2 separate regions of the Mus musculus genome follow, and region 2 is linked to region 1. A link is a loop called in an ENCODE intact Hi-C map of the cell type or tissue named here. Cell type or tissue: left cerebral cortex. All regions are shown on one strand.

Evidence for each region. A loop is a pair of places that touch in the nucleus more often than their neighbours do. Peaks named below come from ENCODE experiments on the same cell type or tissue, not always from the same donor. Only the 100,000 strongest peaks of a DNase experiment are listed, where the experiment ranks them.
Region 2: it touches region 1 in a loop (2.6-fold over the local background); 2 of 42 quality-filtered maps call a loop at or near these places.

Annotation. Positions count from the first base shown.
Region 1 is chr15:33,682,881-33,690,880 of GRCm38, reverse strand. It overlaps Tspyl5 (testis-specific protein, Y-encoded-like 5), which reads left to right and starts at 2,998. Exons shown (of 1, transcript NM_001085421.1): 1 at 2,998-7,006. The coding sequence starts at 3,084. The coding sequence ends at 4,304. In left cerebral cortex, no CTCF peak of the experiment used is centred here; DNase peaks (open chromatin) are centred at 2,412, 2,996 and 3,491; H3K4me3 peaks cover 1,886 bases; H3K27ac peaks cover 1,900 bases.
Region 2 is chr15:33,902,728-33,910,727 of GRCm38, reverse strand. No RefSeq gene overlaps it. Among named protein-coding and RNA genes, the nearest start is that of Gm41290, 130 kb to the left of the region's middle. In left cerebral cortex, no CTCF peak of the experiment used is centred here; a DNase peak (open chromatin) is centred at 3,403; H3K27ac peaks cover 297 bases.

The sequences.
Region 1 (8,000 bases):
AGAGTTTTAGTCAAATGTAGAGTTTAATATGTTCCCACAGATTGATTTAAGAAGATAGCTTTTACCAATAGCTTTGCTTCTGTGGAGAAAAGGGAGTATTTTGAATTTAACACCTCAATTATAGACTTTCTTTTAAAACTCTGCTGAAGTTGATCCTTTTGAATCAATGATTAAGTGTCATTTGTATGCAGAAACTGAAGATACGGTGAACATAACAGAGACCATTTGTTCATGGAGGTGACATTCTGGAGAGGAGACAAACAATAAACCATGGGTCCCTAAGATGACTCAGCTGTGCTAGCCTGACCACCTGAGTTCAACCCATGGAACACACATAAACACAAACAAACAAACAAACAAACAAACAATACCAGACACTCTGTGCAGTGTCTTGCACTGCATCTGCAATCTCAGTATGCCTATGGTGAGATGGGAGGCAGAGATAGGAGAAATGTCCAGAAACTCTGGAAAGACACAGAGTACACAGAGCAATAAAAACAATAAGAAAGACTCAAACTCAAGAGAGCCTACTCCCCAAAATTGTCTTCTGACTTCCACACCTGCACTGTTACAATTACACTAACACACACACACACACACACACACACACACACACACACACACACAAACTAAAAAAATGTGTATTCTTTAAAGTTTATATATAAAACCCCCAAACTACTGGCAGAGTGTAGGAAGTTGATAGGTATGATGGGAGACAAAAAAATAAAAAGCATAAATGGAAAAGAGTTGACCATTTCACACGTGTTGGCTTTAATAGTGAGAAATTTAAGTGTATAGGGCCTCAGACCACATGTGGTAGACTGAGCACTTGAAGGAAGCACCAGAATAAAGGTTCTGAGGCAGGAGACCAGAGTATTGGAGAAAGCATAGGACAGAAGGTTAGAGGGGAAACCTGTCAGAGCTGGAGCTTTGCAGGCAACTGCAGGCCTTTTGAGAAAGTTAGAACTCACATGTATTGGTTAGTTACAGTTATTACTTAGTTTCAGAGCAACCTCCCCAACCCCGGCTTCTACACTTAAAATTTAATGTGTATAAAAGCTGCCTAAGGAGCAAAATGCCCATGTAGGGAGATACAGAGATAAAGTATGGAGCAGAGACTGAAGGAAAGACAATCCAGAGACTGCCCCACCTGGGGATGCATCCCATATACAGTTACCAAATCTAGACACTATTGTGGATTCCAACAAGTACTTGCTGGCAGGAGCTCCATATATCTGAGAGGCTCTGCCAGTGCCTGACAAACACAGAGGTGGATGTTCTCAGCCAACTATTGGACTGAGCACAGGATCCACAATGAAGGAGCTAGGGAAAGTACCCAAGGAGCTGAAGGGGTTTGCAGCCCCATAGGAGGAACAACAATATGAACCAACCAGTACCCCCAGAGTTTCCAGGGACTAAACCACCAACCAAAGAGTATACATGGACAGACCCATGGCTCCAGCTGCATATGTAGCCGAGGATGGCCCTGTGGCATATCAATGGGAAGAGAGACCCTTGGTCCTGTGAAAATTCAATGCCCCAGTGTAGGGAAGAATTCAATGCCAGAATAGGGAAGCAGGAGTGGGTGGGCTGGTAAGCAGGTGGGTAGGAGGGATGGGATAGGGGGAAACAAGGAAAGGGTATAACATTTTAAATGTAAATAAAGAAAATATCTAAAATAAATAAAAATAAAAGCTGGCCGAGAGCTTGTTAACATTTAGTTGCTGATCTAGTAGTTCTTGTGCACCTTGAGCAAGCTTCCATATCCTGCCCAACGGCTAGGCTTACTTCTCTGTTTTTCACTGCAAGGGTGTTGTGGTGTTTGAACCTGGAAGATCCACTCAGAAAGTTTCTCTTCACATTTGTCATGCATTCCCTCAGTACTCATGGTGCTGTAGCCCTGCTATAGGATATGAGGTTTCTTTAGGAGTGCCAGACAGGTTTTCTGGCTGATTCTCTGTAGGCTATGAAAAATTTCTAGGGCTCCCTCCCTCACTACTCCTGTAAACCCTCTGTCTCAAAAATCTCACCTGGAAATCCTTCTCTACTCCTAGAATGGTATTTTTATTCTATGTGTGTCCTATCCCAATTACAGGAGCTTGGACTCAGGCCTGTTATTTCTGGCTCTGGACTGGGATTCACAGCGTTACTCTGTGTAGACCTGAGGCAGCTGGAGGATTTGTGCCTAGGCAAGGAGTTTGGAATTTGTTAACATGCTGAACAGCTTAGGAGTCACCATAGCCATTTGCAAAGGGCCAACAGATTATGGTAGCATGGTAACATAATTAGGCCAAGCCTTTTTCTCCTTCGCTGTATAGTCTCCAGAATGTTCCTTAGTATCCCTCTCCTCTCCACCTGCTCTTCCTCCTCCTCACTAAGGACTGAATCCTCCTCCTCACTAAGGACTGAATCCAGGACTTCCCACATGCTGAGTAACTGTTTTATCACTGAGATGTAACTAACACCAGCCCTCAGTTGCCATTTTATCAGGAAACTGGGAACAAGAATACCTCCTTCAAGAACAGAGATAATGTAAAATTAGTATTCAGTAAAATGCCTTGTATGTTACTTTTTTATTCTTTCTAAGTCATTTTACATAAATATTATGGTTCTGGCTTTCACATTCCCTAGAGTTGAATCGTTGGGACAAATCTTACAGTAGAATAATTATGTAATGAGACAGACATGCCGATGACCAATTAATTATGAGAGATGTCACAGAAAATAACAGAAGAGGAAAAATACTTAGAAAATTGATGGAGACGGTAGTGGGTGCCTTTACGATGTCACTGTAGGAGCAATGGCTCTGTCTTATGAACCCCTGGGGACACGCTTGCTATCAATGATAGGAGATGAGTCAGCAACACTACCAAGGCCAAGCACAGGTGGAAACTAACTTTCTAACTGCAAAATAAGACTAAGGGCGTGTAGCATGTGAGGGTGGGCTGGTACGCAGCCGCTGAGCGGAGCCAATCACTGGGTGCAGTGGGTCCTGCCGTGGTGACGTCACGGTTGCCATGGAGAGGCCAGCTTCGTAGAGACCCTGGGCTGGTAGCGGCTTTGAAACCTTGTTCTCTGGCACCATGAGCGGACGGAGTAGGGGTCGAAAGTCTTCCCGCGCCAAAGGCCGGGGCAAAGGCCGGGCCAGAGCCCGGGTCCGGGCCGCTGCGGAAGACGCCTGGCACGACGAAAAGCCACCACAGAGCCCGCGGCTCGGGGAGGACTCCGCGGCCGCGCAGGTGCAGGCCGGCGCAGCTCAAGGAGGCGCCGAACCAGCCGAGCTGCGGGAAGAGGCGGCCTGCCGCCTCCCGCTGGACTGCGGCCTGGCGTTGCGGGCTCGGGCTGCAGACGAGCGCGGGCTGGCGGCCCCTGATCCGGACCTGGAGAGGGCCCGTTCCCTCGCCGAGCGCCTGACCAGCGACACCAGCTTCGTGGGAACCGTGGGAGCCTTGGCGAAGCTGCGACGCGGCTCCCGCATTGGAAATCGGCGAGTCCCCGGGAGGAAGGCCCCAGATACTCGGAGCGCCACGGGGAGGGGACCTCAGGCCACAGTTAGTGGGAAGCCGAAGATGGCCTCTGCGGGGTTGTGCGCCGCTGCTCCAGTGGGGGAGGAAAAAAAGATGACAGAGAAGCATGCTGGGGCAGGGTCTCCCGCGACAGTGGGCAGCATGGATACCCTAGAGACGGTCCAGCTAAAGCTAGAGACCATGAATGCACAGGCTGACAGGGCATATCTCAGGCTTTCACGCAAGTTTGGCCAGTTGCGACTTCACCACTTAGAGCGCCGGAACCTCCTCATCCAGAGCATTCCGGGCTTCTGGGGGCAAGCTTTTCAGAACCATCCCCAGCTGTCAGCTTTTCTGAATACCAAAGATAAGGAGGTATTGAGCTATTTGAACAGACTGGAGGTGGAAGAACTTGGCCTTGCCAGGTTGGGCTACAAAATCAAGTTCTACTTTGGCCGAAACCCCTATTTCCAAAACAAGGTGCTCATTAAGGAATATGGCTGTGGTCCATCCGGTCAAGTGGTGTCTCGTTCAGCTCCAATCCAGTGGCTCCCAGGCCATGATCTACAATCCCTAAGCAAGGAAAACCCAGAAAACAATGGTAGCTTCTTTGGGTGGTTTTCAAATCACAGCTCTATTGAGTCTGACAAGATTGTTGAGATAATTAATGAGGACCTGTGGCCCAATCCTCTACAGTACTACCTGATCAGTGAAGAAGCCCGTGGAGAGAAAGGAAAGGAAGAAAGGCCAGGTCCAGCAAAACTGAGCCCTGCACCTGCAGTGAGGCAGCCCAACTGATCCGACACAGATCTCCCTACCACCTCTTGCTGGACCTGTTAGGCTGACCACGTGGGTTTGGTTGTCTGCCTTCTGTTCATACCATACATGGTAGCCACTTTGGACTTATCTTCAAGAATGTGACATTTGTGATAATATTCTCTGCTTCCCCATGACCTCACCTTGTCACAATAGTGTTGCATGTGTGACATTCTCACTGTTTGTGTATCAATCACTTCTGATATATGACTTTCTCTACACTATCCAGTCCCTGTTCTTGGCTCTGGCTCTTCCCACTTTCCTTTCACCTGGACATTCTGAGTCATTGTCCAGATGGATATTCAAGCTATGCTACTTCATGGCCAGTCAGCTGGGCTTTGTGTCCATTTTAAGCATGCATGTTATCAGTGGCAAGATTTTTCTATTGCTATCACAAAATGAAGCCAGTGCTTTTATTCTGTGGGTATGGAGACATCAACCAAGGTTCTTCCTATTTTGTTTCCCACTTCAGCCTAGGTCCAGCAGACTACTGGTGTGGATGAGGACAAGGGAAAACAAGAATATGTTCTGTTCACATCATACATCTCTTCTTGCCTCATAGACAGCCTGCTAGTGAACCCTCATCATGGTCTGGCTATGCCTGACTGCAGTCAGTCCATTGACTGTTGGCTAGGTGGGTGTTATTGGCTCCATCTTGCTTATCAAAGACCTCAAGAACTGCCTATGGACCCAGGTACCTTCCCAATGCATGAGCTACAAACCCACCTTCCCCAGACTTTAGAAAACCTACTGCTTGTCAGATTGGTGGGCAGCCTGGCATTTGTGAACATATGCTTGTTGCTCTCATGTTGTGAGCCCTGAGAAGGGTAGAGCTTTGGACCACATCTTTATCAACTGGGTATCTGTGCCATTTCTCTTATTCCTTATTCCTTGCTAAGAAGGGACAAGAAGGAATTTTGAGGAAGAGAGATTTTTCATTTCTATGCCCATGTTTACGTCACACCTTCATGCAACTTAGTCTCCTTCCCTATCAACCTACCTTGGGACTTCCTACTCTCCTTATGAACCCTCTCCCAGCCTTTTAAAATAGCATCACAGTGCAGACAAAAAAAAAATCATCAACCAGACTTTTCTACATACAGTTAGGGAGGCAGAAAGAGGCTTCCTTTGCACACTCATGTAGTAGGCTGAGATAGGATAAAGAAAAACCAAAAGGTCTCAAGAGAGTCTATGGTCAGACATAGGTCCTGAATCCTGGCTTTGTTCAGTAGTTCTAAAGTTGTATGCATCTGCTAGAATTAGAAACCCTAAGGCAGCAGTGTTGTGGTCTCTTGTGTCTTCTGTCTGTTTCTTTTTAAGTCCCAGGGGCTTCTTCCTTTTGTCTCATTTGATAGCCTATGCCACTGGGGTCCCCAGCCCCCAGCTTTCCCACTCAGTAGTGCTTTGCTATCTTTGTTTCTTAGCCCAAATGTACTCACTATGGAAGAATCCCAAGGTGTTACTGGGGACAGGACAGGCAGAACCTGTTCTAGATATTTCTGGTAAGTGTGCAGGCTGAGCTGGACCATCTCTACCAAAGTTTGTCTGTGTTCTGACTTATCTTCTTTGGAAAGTAGAACTCTGTAAGCCAGCCCCCATGCTGGTATGGAAGACTTCATTCTTACCTTTGTGAGGGGGTCCTTGAGAAAATAGGCAAGGGAATCAGGGCAAGATAGGTATGAACCTGGTATTGAGTGGGTCAGTAAAACTTGATAGAAATGCATTGTGATGCTGCAGAGATAGTTATCCTATCTCTTAGTGATGAAGGTGACAGAAGAGACCTTACTCAGGGTTGGGATGGGAGAGTTAAAGGTGTATGTAAACAAGATGCCAGGTCAAGGATGGATTCAGAGTTCTGGGCAGTCTTCATCATCGTTAGTTAATTTCTTTTTTTTTTTTTTTTTTTTGTAATTACAGAAACAAACCAAAAGTAATGTTACTATATTGGGTAGAAGTTACATCCTAAAGTGTGTAAGATTATGCTAAATGCTGAGTATTTGTCCTCTAAAATCTTACCACATTTTGTATTTTTGTCTAATGAGGAAAACAGAGCTGTATAAGTTTGCTTTTGCTATTTATTATGTAAATTTCCAAAAAATAAGAGTGAAGAAAGTGGTGCCTGGACCCTGTGTACCTTGTAGCTAGAAGCAATGAGTAACCTAATGTCATCTGTATCTTCTTCCTCCTGCATTTTTCGTGAAAGTCCAAGTGCATATACCAGTGCAGCTGGATCTACTTTGGGAGACTGGGGCATTGAGCTGAAATGTGCACTCTCATGATCACAATAACTCCACTAATGTGAATTTTGTGTGAACTGATGATATTTTTAGAAGTGGGACTCATAAATGAGTCTTCACAATTAGTGGAACTCAAAAGAGCATTGGTGAGGATATTCTGCCACAGATACAAAAGAAGAGACCATTATGTTGTAAATCTGCCTATGACCCTGATGTAAGGCACTTGAGACCCTTTTCTCCTTTGTAACATAGAGACTTGTATGGACTGTTAGGGTTGCTGTGTTCTGTGAAAATAATCAAATACAACATAATCTTTTCATTAGTTTCTGTAGTTGATAATTTGATATCCTGGTAATAATGTGATTATTTCCCTGTTCCTAAGTGGCATAAATACTTGCAAGTGTGCATGTACAATGGAAAAAAAATAAAAAAAATATTCTTGTGTCACCATTGTATTTAATATTACAAAGTAATAATTGGAGGGTTATGAGGCGGGAGCTGAGCAGAAGCAAGGAGTGAGTGGTGTATACTAGCCTAAGTAAGCAGGTCCCAGGCCTCAGGCCTTTGCCTGACCAGTTACACAAGAATACTTAAATCTTGCTCCCTAGACCCTTCCCAGAGCCTGATATTTTGTGTGGCTCTAGAGGAAACAACTAGTATTGCTTATAATGAGTTTTCCAGGCACTTCTCATGGGAATTCAATATTTCTAACATCTTGTAGTGAATTTGAATTACGTGGCGAATCCTGTTAAGTAGATTTTGATTTAGTAGTCAGGCAAGCTTCCAGGTGATTGCTTGCTGGCGACATAAGGACTGAACTTTGAGTTGCAACTGAGGTGACCCTAGAGGCCCTTCAAAGAAATAATAAAAAGAAAATTGAAAAAATATTTAAGTCCATTCAAACTAGAGTAATAGTGTTCAACCATGGTTGCATGTTAGAATTAATGGGGAGACTTAAAACATACCTCTCCTAGCTTCACATAAAGACCATCTAAGTCAGAATGAGGAAAGAGATTGGCCTAGTCACAAGTAACTCCAAAGGCTAACTCAATGTAGTGTCTTCAGAGTCAGGCTTTCTGATGCTGCTCCTTTCACACCCAGAGAAAGGATAATTTCCATCAGAAGCCATCCTCAGTAATGACCAAACACCACAGAAAATGATTAGAAAAAGAGCTTGGTTTTTAACTGACAAGAAAGTGTCATTTGAGGCTGTCATGGTAGCTCCATAGGAAAAGGTTCTTGCTAAGCCTAAGGACCTGAGTTTGATCCAACTCAGTGAAGTGGAGAACCAACTCTTGCAAGTTGTCTCATGCATATCTCGCGTCTCCTACAAGACCTTCACATGCATGCCACTGTGTACCCATCCCCCATACAGTAAATATAAGTGTGATAAGGAGATTAACTTGTATGAAGGTAAAGATGCTGCATACAAGGACAGGCA
Region 2 (8,000 bases), 220 kb before region 1:
CCTTTCCCAATCTGTTGGTGGCCTTTTTGTCTTATTGATGGCGTCTTTTGCCTTACAGAAGCTTTGCAATTTTATGAGGTCCCATTTGTCAATTCTCAAGCTTACAGCACAAGCCATTGCTGTCCTATTCAGGAATTTTTCCACTGTGCCCATATCTTCGAGGTTTTTTCCCACTTTCTCCTCTATAAGTTTCACTGTCTCTGGTTTTATGTGGAGTTCTTTGATCCATTTAGATCTGACCTTAGTACAAGGAGATATGAATGGATCAATTTGCATTCTTCTACATGATAACTGCCAGTTGTGCCAGTACCATTTGTTGAAAATGCTGTCTTTTTTCCTCTGATGATTTTAGCTCCCTTGTCAAAGATCAAGTGACCATAGATGTGTGGGTTAATATCTGGATCTTCAATTCTATTCCCATAATCAGCATCCAAACTCTGACACCATTGCATACACCAGCAAGATTTTGCTGAAAGGACCCTGATATAGCTGTCTTTTGTGAGGCTATGGTGCCTGGCAAACACAGAAGTGAATGCTCACAGTCAGATATTGGATGGAACACAGGGCCCCCAATGAAGGAGCTAGAGAAAGTACCCAAGGAGCTAAAGGGGTCCGCAACCCTATTGGTGGAACAATAATATGTACTAACCAGTACCCCCGGAGCTCGTGTCTCTAGATGCATATGTAGCAGAAGATGGCCTAATAGGCCATCATTGGGGAGAAAGACCCCTTGGTCTTCCAAACTTTATATGCCTCAGAACAGGGGAACACCAGGGCCAAGAAGTGCGAGTTGGTGGGTAGGGGAGTGGGGGGGGGTATGGGGGACTTTTGGGATAGCATTTGAAATGTAAATGAAGAAAATACCTAATTAAAAAAAAAGAAAAATAAAGTATGATTTGGTCTGGGGAAAAAATGAATAGTGATTGTGGCTTCCTGTTATCTTTTTGTTTGTTTGTTAGATGTGGAATTGTATTTGTGTGGTTATCTTTTTTTAAGTTTTTTGAAAAATTACTTATTTGCCTTTTCCAAGGTGTAGTTTCCCTTCTTATGTTCAGTTTCCCATCTATCATCTCTTGTAGGACTAGATTTGTGGAAAGATATTGTGTAAATTTGGTTTTGTCATGGAATATCATGGTTTTTCCATGTATGGTTAATGAGAGTTTTGTTGGGTGTAGTAGCCTGGGCTGGCATTTGTGTTCTCTTAGCGTCTGTATGACATCTACCCAGGATATTCTAGCTTTCATAGTCTCTGTTGAGAAGTCTGGTGTAATTCTGATAGGTTTGCCTTTATATGTTACTTGACCTTTTTCCCTTATTGCTTTTAATATTCTTTCTTTGTTTTGTGCATTTGGTGTATTGACTATTATGTGATGGAGGAAATTTTTTTTTCTGATCCAATGTATTTGGAGATATGTAGGCTTCTATGTTTATGGGCATCTCTTTTTTTAGGCTAAGTAATTTTTCTTCTATAATTTTGTTGAAGATATTTACTGGCCCTTTAAGTTGGGAATCTTCACTCTCTTCTATACTATTATCCTTAGGTTTGACCTTCTTATTGTGTCCTGGATTTCCTGGATGTTTTGGGTTAGGAGCTTTTTGCATTTTGCATTTTCTTTGACTATTGTGTCAATGTTTTCTATGGTATCTTCCACACTTTTATCTCTTGTATTCTGTTGGTGATGCTTTCATCTATGACTCCTGACCTCTTTCCTGTGTTTTCTGTCTCCAGGGTTGTTTCCCTTTGTGATTTCTTTACTGTTTTCATTTCCATTTTTAGATCCTGGATGGTTTTGTTCAATTCTTTCACCTGTTTGGTTATGTTTTCCTGCAATTCTTTAAAGGATTTTTTGTCTCCTCTTTAAGGGCTTCTTGCTGTTTATCTGACTTCTCCTGTATTTCTTTAAGGGAGTTATTTATGTCCTTATTATAGTCCTCTATCATCATCATGAATTGTGATTTTAAACCAGAGTCTAATTTTTCTGGTGTGTTTGGTTATGCAGGACTTTCTGTGGTGGAGAACTGGGTTCTGATGATGACAATTAGCCTTGGTTTCTGTTGCTTATGTTCTTGTCCTTGCCTGTCACCATCTGGTTATCTCTGGTGCTAGCTGGTCTTGCTGTCTCTGACTGTGACTTGTTTCTCCTGCAAGCCTGTATGTTGTATCTGTACTTTTAGGAGACCAGTTCTCTCTGGGAAGAATTTGTATATGAAGAGCTGTGGCACAGGGTCAGTTCTGGCCATAGACAGGAACTGGAACTATCCTGTCCCAGGCTGCTCCTTGGTTCCTATGTCCTGAAGGCTACCCGACGGGTCTGTCAGAGCAGAAGTGATGGTCTTACCTGTGTTCATAGGCATGTCCACACTCTTGGGAGGCCAGCTCTTTTCCAGTGGTATTTGGGTATGTAGTACTGTGGCACAGGATCAGATCTGGATGCTGTTGCACAGGATCAACTCCTGACTGAACTGAATATTTAACCATTCCTCTCTTCAGACCTGGACACCGAATCCCTACTGAGGTGATGACCTTTCATCTGGCTATTCCCAGTTCCAAAATACCTTGTCATCAAAGGTATAGAAGCACTCACATGGGTTTCTTTACTGCTACAAACTACAATCCTGGAGCCTATCCCAAGTAACAAAGTCACTACTGTTGCTTGTGAAATTTAGAGTCTATAGGTTGCTTCTAGGATTGGGATGAGCTTCATCCAAATTCTTTATTATACTGGAAATCATTTTGGCTTTAATTAGAACATATTGGTACCCAGGAATAGACTATAGTTGGGAGAACAAAGAGATTTTTTTGTGAAAGAAAGTTGAGGGTTGTATTTAACAACTGACATTTCTTTGCCCTAAGGACATGGTTGAAAGTTAGACAGTGTTCTTTATAATTGGTACTTAATCAGCATCTACTAGATGAACAAAATAAGGTAAGTGTGAATTGGATATTGATGGATGAGTAAACTTAGATAAAAGAATAGATGAGGTGAACAGGAAGATATCTCTAGTACAAACTCACCAAAGGCACAATGCAAAGATGAATGTGAGGCATTTAATAAAATATAGATGTCCATAAGGCTGTAAATGAAAATAGGATGTGTGGAGAGAGTTTAGGTTCTTGTTACTGATATTAGAGCATTCTGGTTGACTTTTAGCAGAAGATGAGGTAGAGAATTTAATCCTAATTTTGTAAATATCTGTTAAATGGCAATCAGTTTGACCCAAAGACTAAAGAATGTTAAGTTGTCCCTGTGGCTTGCACAGTCACCATCTCCAGGCATGTGAGCTCTTCCCAGGATAACAAACTAAGCCTGTGGGATTCTCACCGTGCCTCACTTCCTGCCTCTCTTATTAGCAGCATTCTTCTCATGTCTCCTTCAAAGCATCTGAGCTGGATGACTAACCTAAAAGCAGCCCACGGAGTGGGAGATGTGGCTCTCCACCTCACAGCTGCTGTTGGCTCCTGGGTTACCAGCTGATTATTTCTTGGTTTCTGAATCCCAAGGGAAAGGTTGTGGGGCCTGAGCCTGACTCAGGAGTGAGTCAGAGCTGAGCATCAAAGATGAAGGACTCCCTGCAGCTGGACACCCTCTTTCAGGGGGATCAAAAATACTGAAAAGGAGAATGGACATTTATATTATTAATCTTTTAAAGAACGTTATGCAACTGACTAGTGTGTTATGGAAAGTCTGAGCTCAGTAGAGGAAGAAAACATAATACTGAAAGCTGAATGCAAGGAAAAATCATTAAAGAAAAATGTAAAACCCATACCACACCCACAGCTGTTCACGGAACTGACCGTGGTTTACTGATTCAGCCTGCTTCTTACTTGCTGTTTTTTCTCTCCTACATGCTCTTCTAACCTTCTCCCCTTTCCTGTTCTCTGCCACTAGTTGAGTTATCCACCCCCTAACTCCCAGGGTGCCTTGTTTTGTATGGACTGTTCCAAGGGTTTTTCATTTGTCATTGTTGTTCACACACACACACACACACACCACAGTTCCCCCCTCTTCTCTTAGTTCATCCATGTCACCTCCCTTCTGCCTACCTTCATCCACTCCTTTTCCATTTCTCTTCAGAAAAGGGCAAGCCTCTTATGGATTGCAACTAAATATGTCATGTTAAGTTTCGGTAAGACTAGACTCTCCCCATGTATTAAGGCTGGACAAGGCAACCCAGTAGGACAAAAAGGGCCCAAAGCATGCAAAAGAGTCAGAGACAGCTCTGATAAGTGGATATATTAGCCCAGAAGCCCAGAAGCCCAGAAGCTCAGAATACCCAAGATACAATTCACAAACCACATGAAACTCAAGAAGAAGGAAGAACATAGTGTGGATACTTCTATTCATCTTAGAAGCAGGGAACAAAACACCCATGAAAGAAGTTACAGAGACAAAGTATTGAGTGGAGACTGAAGAAATGACCATCTAAAGACTGACTTACCTGGGGATCCATCCCATTTACAGTCACCAAACCCAGACACTGTTGTGGATGCCAACAAGTGCTTGCTGACAGAAGCCTGATATAGGTGTCTCCTGAGAGGCTCTGCTAGTGCCTCACACATACAGAGGTGGATGCTCACAGCCATCCATTGGACTGAGCACAGGATCCCCAGTGAAGGAGCTAGAGAAAGGACCCAAGGAGCTGAAGGGGTTTGCAGCCCCATAGAAGGAACAACAATATGAATTAGCCAGTTCCCGCACAGCTCCCAGGGACGAATCCACTAACCAAAGAGGGACTTATGGCTCCAGCTGCATATGCAGCTGAGGATGGCCTAGGTGGTCATCAGTGGGAGGAGAGGCCCTTTGTCCTAAGAAGGCTCGATGCCCCAGTGTTGGGGAATGCCTGGGCCAGGAAGCAGGGGTGGGTGGGTTGGTGAGCAGGGGTAGAGGGTAGGGGATAGGGGTAGGGTATTTTGGAGGAGAAACCAGGAAAGAGGATAACATTTGAAATGTAAATAAGGAAAATATCCAATAAAAAAGAGTCCCAGTAAAAGACCAAGCTACACACCTGTAACATATATACAGAAGATCTAGGTCAGACCCATTCAGGCTTCCTGGTTGTTGATTCAGTCTCTGTGAGACACTATGAGCTTAGATTAGCTGATTTTTTTTTCTTGTGGTGTCTTTGACCCCTCTGGCACCTACAATCCTTCCTTGAGCTCCACCTAACTTCTGTATCACTATTTTCTGGATGAAGTCTCTCTGATGACAATTGGGCCAGACACCAATCTATGAGTATAGCAGAACCATTTCATTGACTTTTTTTTTTTTTTTTTTTTTTTTGGTTTGAATGTTTGGTTCTATTCTAGGTCTAGGGCTGTCCAGCCTCTGGGTCCTGACCCTTGTAAGGTGTTTTCTGTAAACTCATGCTTTTTCCTTCCAGCATCCAGCTTATAGAATAATGACTCTTAGACATAAAATATTTACAAATACCTAGGCCATATAGCCACTATCTCATAACCTAATAACCTATTTATCTTATTCTTTGTTAAGACACATGGCTGGTTACCTCTGCTCAGGTTCATATGTTTGTCCTTCTTAGTGTCCCTGGGGTGAATCCTCTCATGTTTGGCTCTCTTCCAGAATCCAATCTTTCGCCTGGATGTTCCACCTTCTGTTTTCTGCCTAAGCTTATAGGCCAACAGGCTTTTTATTGACAGGTGACTGTTTCTACACATTGCACAAAGTACTTCTTCTACAGGCCCTCCAGCGTCAGGATAGGCTCCTTCTCATGTTGTGGGTCTCAGGCTGGACCAGTCATTATATGGCCATTCCCAGAATTTCTGCACTACCTTTACCCAAGCACATCTTGTAGGCAGGACAAATTGTAGGCTGAAGGTTTTGTAGCTGGGTTGGTGTCTCAATCCCTTCACTGGAAGTCTTGTTTGGTTACAGAAAATGGCTGATTCAGGCTTCATATCCCCCATTGCTAGGATTCTTAGCTAGAAACACCCATGTAGATTCCTGGGAGTTTCCATTGCATGAGGTTTCTAGCTCATCTCTAAGATACCTTCCCCCTCCAATTTCAGTTGTCTCTCCCTATACTCTCTTTCTTTATCCTACCCCAGACATTATCCCTCCTGTTCCCTCTCCTGAATTCCTTCTACCCACTATGATTATTCTATTCCCCCTTTTTAGGTAGATTAAAATATCCACACCTTGTGTCCTCCCTATTACTTAGCTTCTGTGGGTCTGTGGGTTGTAGCATAGCTATCCTTTATAGCTAATGTCCACTTATAAGTGCATATATACCATGTTTGTCTTTCTGGTTTTGAGTTACCTTACTCAGGATGATATTTCTAGTTCTATCCATTTGCCTGAAAACCTCATGATGTCTTTTTTTGTTTTTTGTTTTTTGAGACGGGGTTTCTCCGTGTATCCCTGGATGTCCTGAATCTTACTCGGTAGACTAGGCTGGCCTCAAACTCAGAAATCTGCCTGCTTCTGCATCGCATGTGCTGGGATTAAGGCATGGGCCACCACTGTCTCACTGATGTCATTCTTTTTAATAGCTGAATAATATACTGTTGTGTATATGTATCACATTTTCTTTATCCATTCTTTGTTTGAGAGACAACTAGGTTGTTTCCAGTTTTGGGCTACTATGAGTAAAGCTGCTATGAAAATAAGAAAATATTGAACAGGTGCCATTGTTGTATAATGGAGCATCCTCTGGATATATGCCCAAGAGTTGTATAGCTGGGTCTTGAGGTAGGGTGATTTCCATATTTCTGAGAAACTGCCATATTGATTTCCAAAGTGGCTATACAAGTTTGCACTCCCACCAGCAATGGAGGCATTCTCTTGTTTCACATTCTTGCCAGCATGTGCTGGCACTTGTGTTTTTGATTTAAACCATTCTGATGGGTGTACGATGGAACCTCAGAGTTATTTTGATTTGCATTTCCCTGATGGCCAAGGATGTTGACCATTTCTTTAGTGTTTCTCAGCTATTTGAGATTCCTCTGTTGAGAAATCTGTTTAGATCTGTTTTCCTTCTTTTTTTTTTAATTGGGTTATTTGATTTATTGATATCTAGTTTCTTGAGATCTTTATGTATCTTGGAAGTTAGCCCTGTGTCAGAATAAGGTTTGGTGAGGATCTTTTCCAATTCTTTTTTTTTCTTAAGCAATTCTCATATATTATGTATATTTTAAAGATTTACTTATTTATCATATATATGTGAGTACACTGTAGCTGTCTTCAGACACACCAGAACAGGGCATCAAATCCCATTAGAGATAGTCGTGAGCCACCATGGGGTTGTGGAAATTGAAGTCAGGACCTTTGGAAGAGCAGTCAGTGCTCTTAACTGCTGAGCCATTTCTTCAGTTCTCTTTTCCCATTCTTTAGATTGCTGTTTTACCCTATTGATGGTATCCCTTTGCTTTACAGAATCTTTCCAGTTTCATGAGGTCCCATTGATCAATTATTGCTGTTAGTGTCTTGTGCCAGAGTCTACCAGCATGCGTTGACCAGCCTCTGACAGAGAAGAGAGGATTAAAGATAGGAAAGTGTGGGGCTGTGATAGGCAGCCTATTTTGGTTGAATGAGGCTTGCTCCAGAGACCTAGTAGAAAACTCTGCATGGGACAGAACACCAAGCCACATTCCCAGAGACAGGTGCCTGACATCACAGAGGCCCCAACTCCATAATTCTGTGACTATAAATTACACAGACAATGTCCCAAGCTCCTGGCATTCTGGTTAGATTCCACCCTCATAGTTACCTGACTATAGCTAGGTATGCTCCTCCCCATAGTTACCTGGAACAGTAAGATAGTTCAGCCAAATATAAAAGGAGCTGCTTGGCCCCTCCTCACTCTCTTTAAGCTCTCACCTTTCTCACTCTCCTCTCTAGCCCTCCTTCTCTTTTTTCCTTCCCCCTTCTCTCCACATGGCCATGGATGGTGGTCTCTCTCTTTCTACCTTCTCTCTTTCTTCCTGCATTTCTACAATAAATGTCTAAAACCATAGAATGTCTCTGTTCATCAAGGCCCAC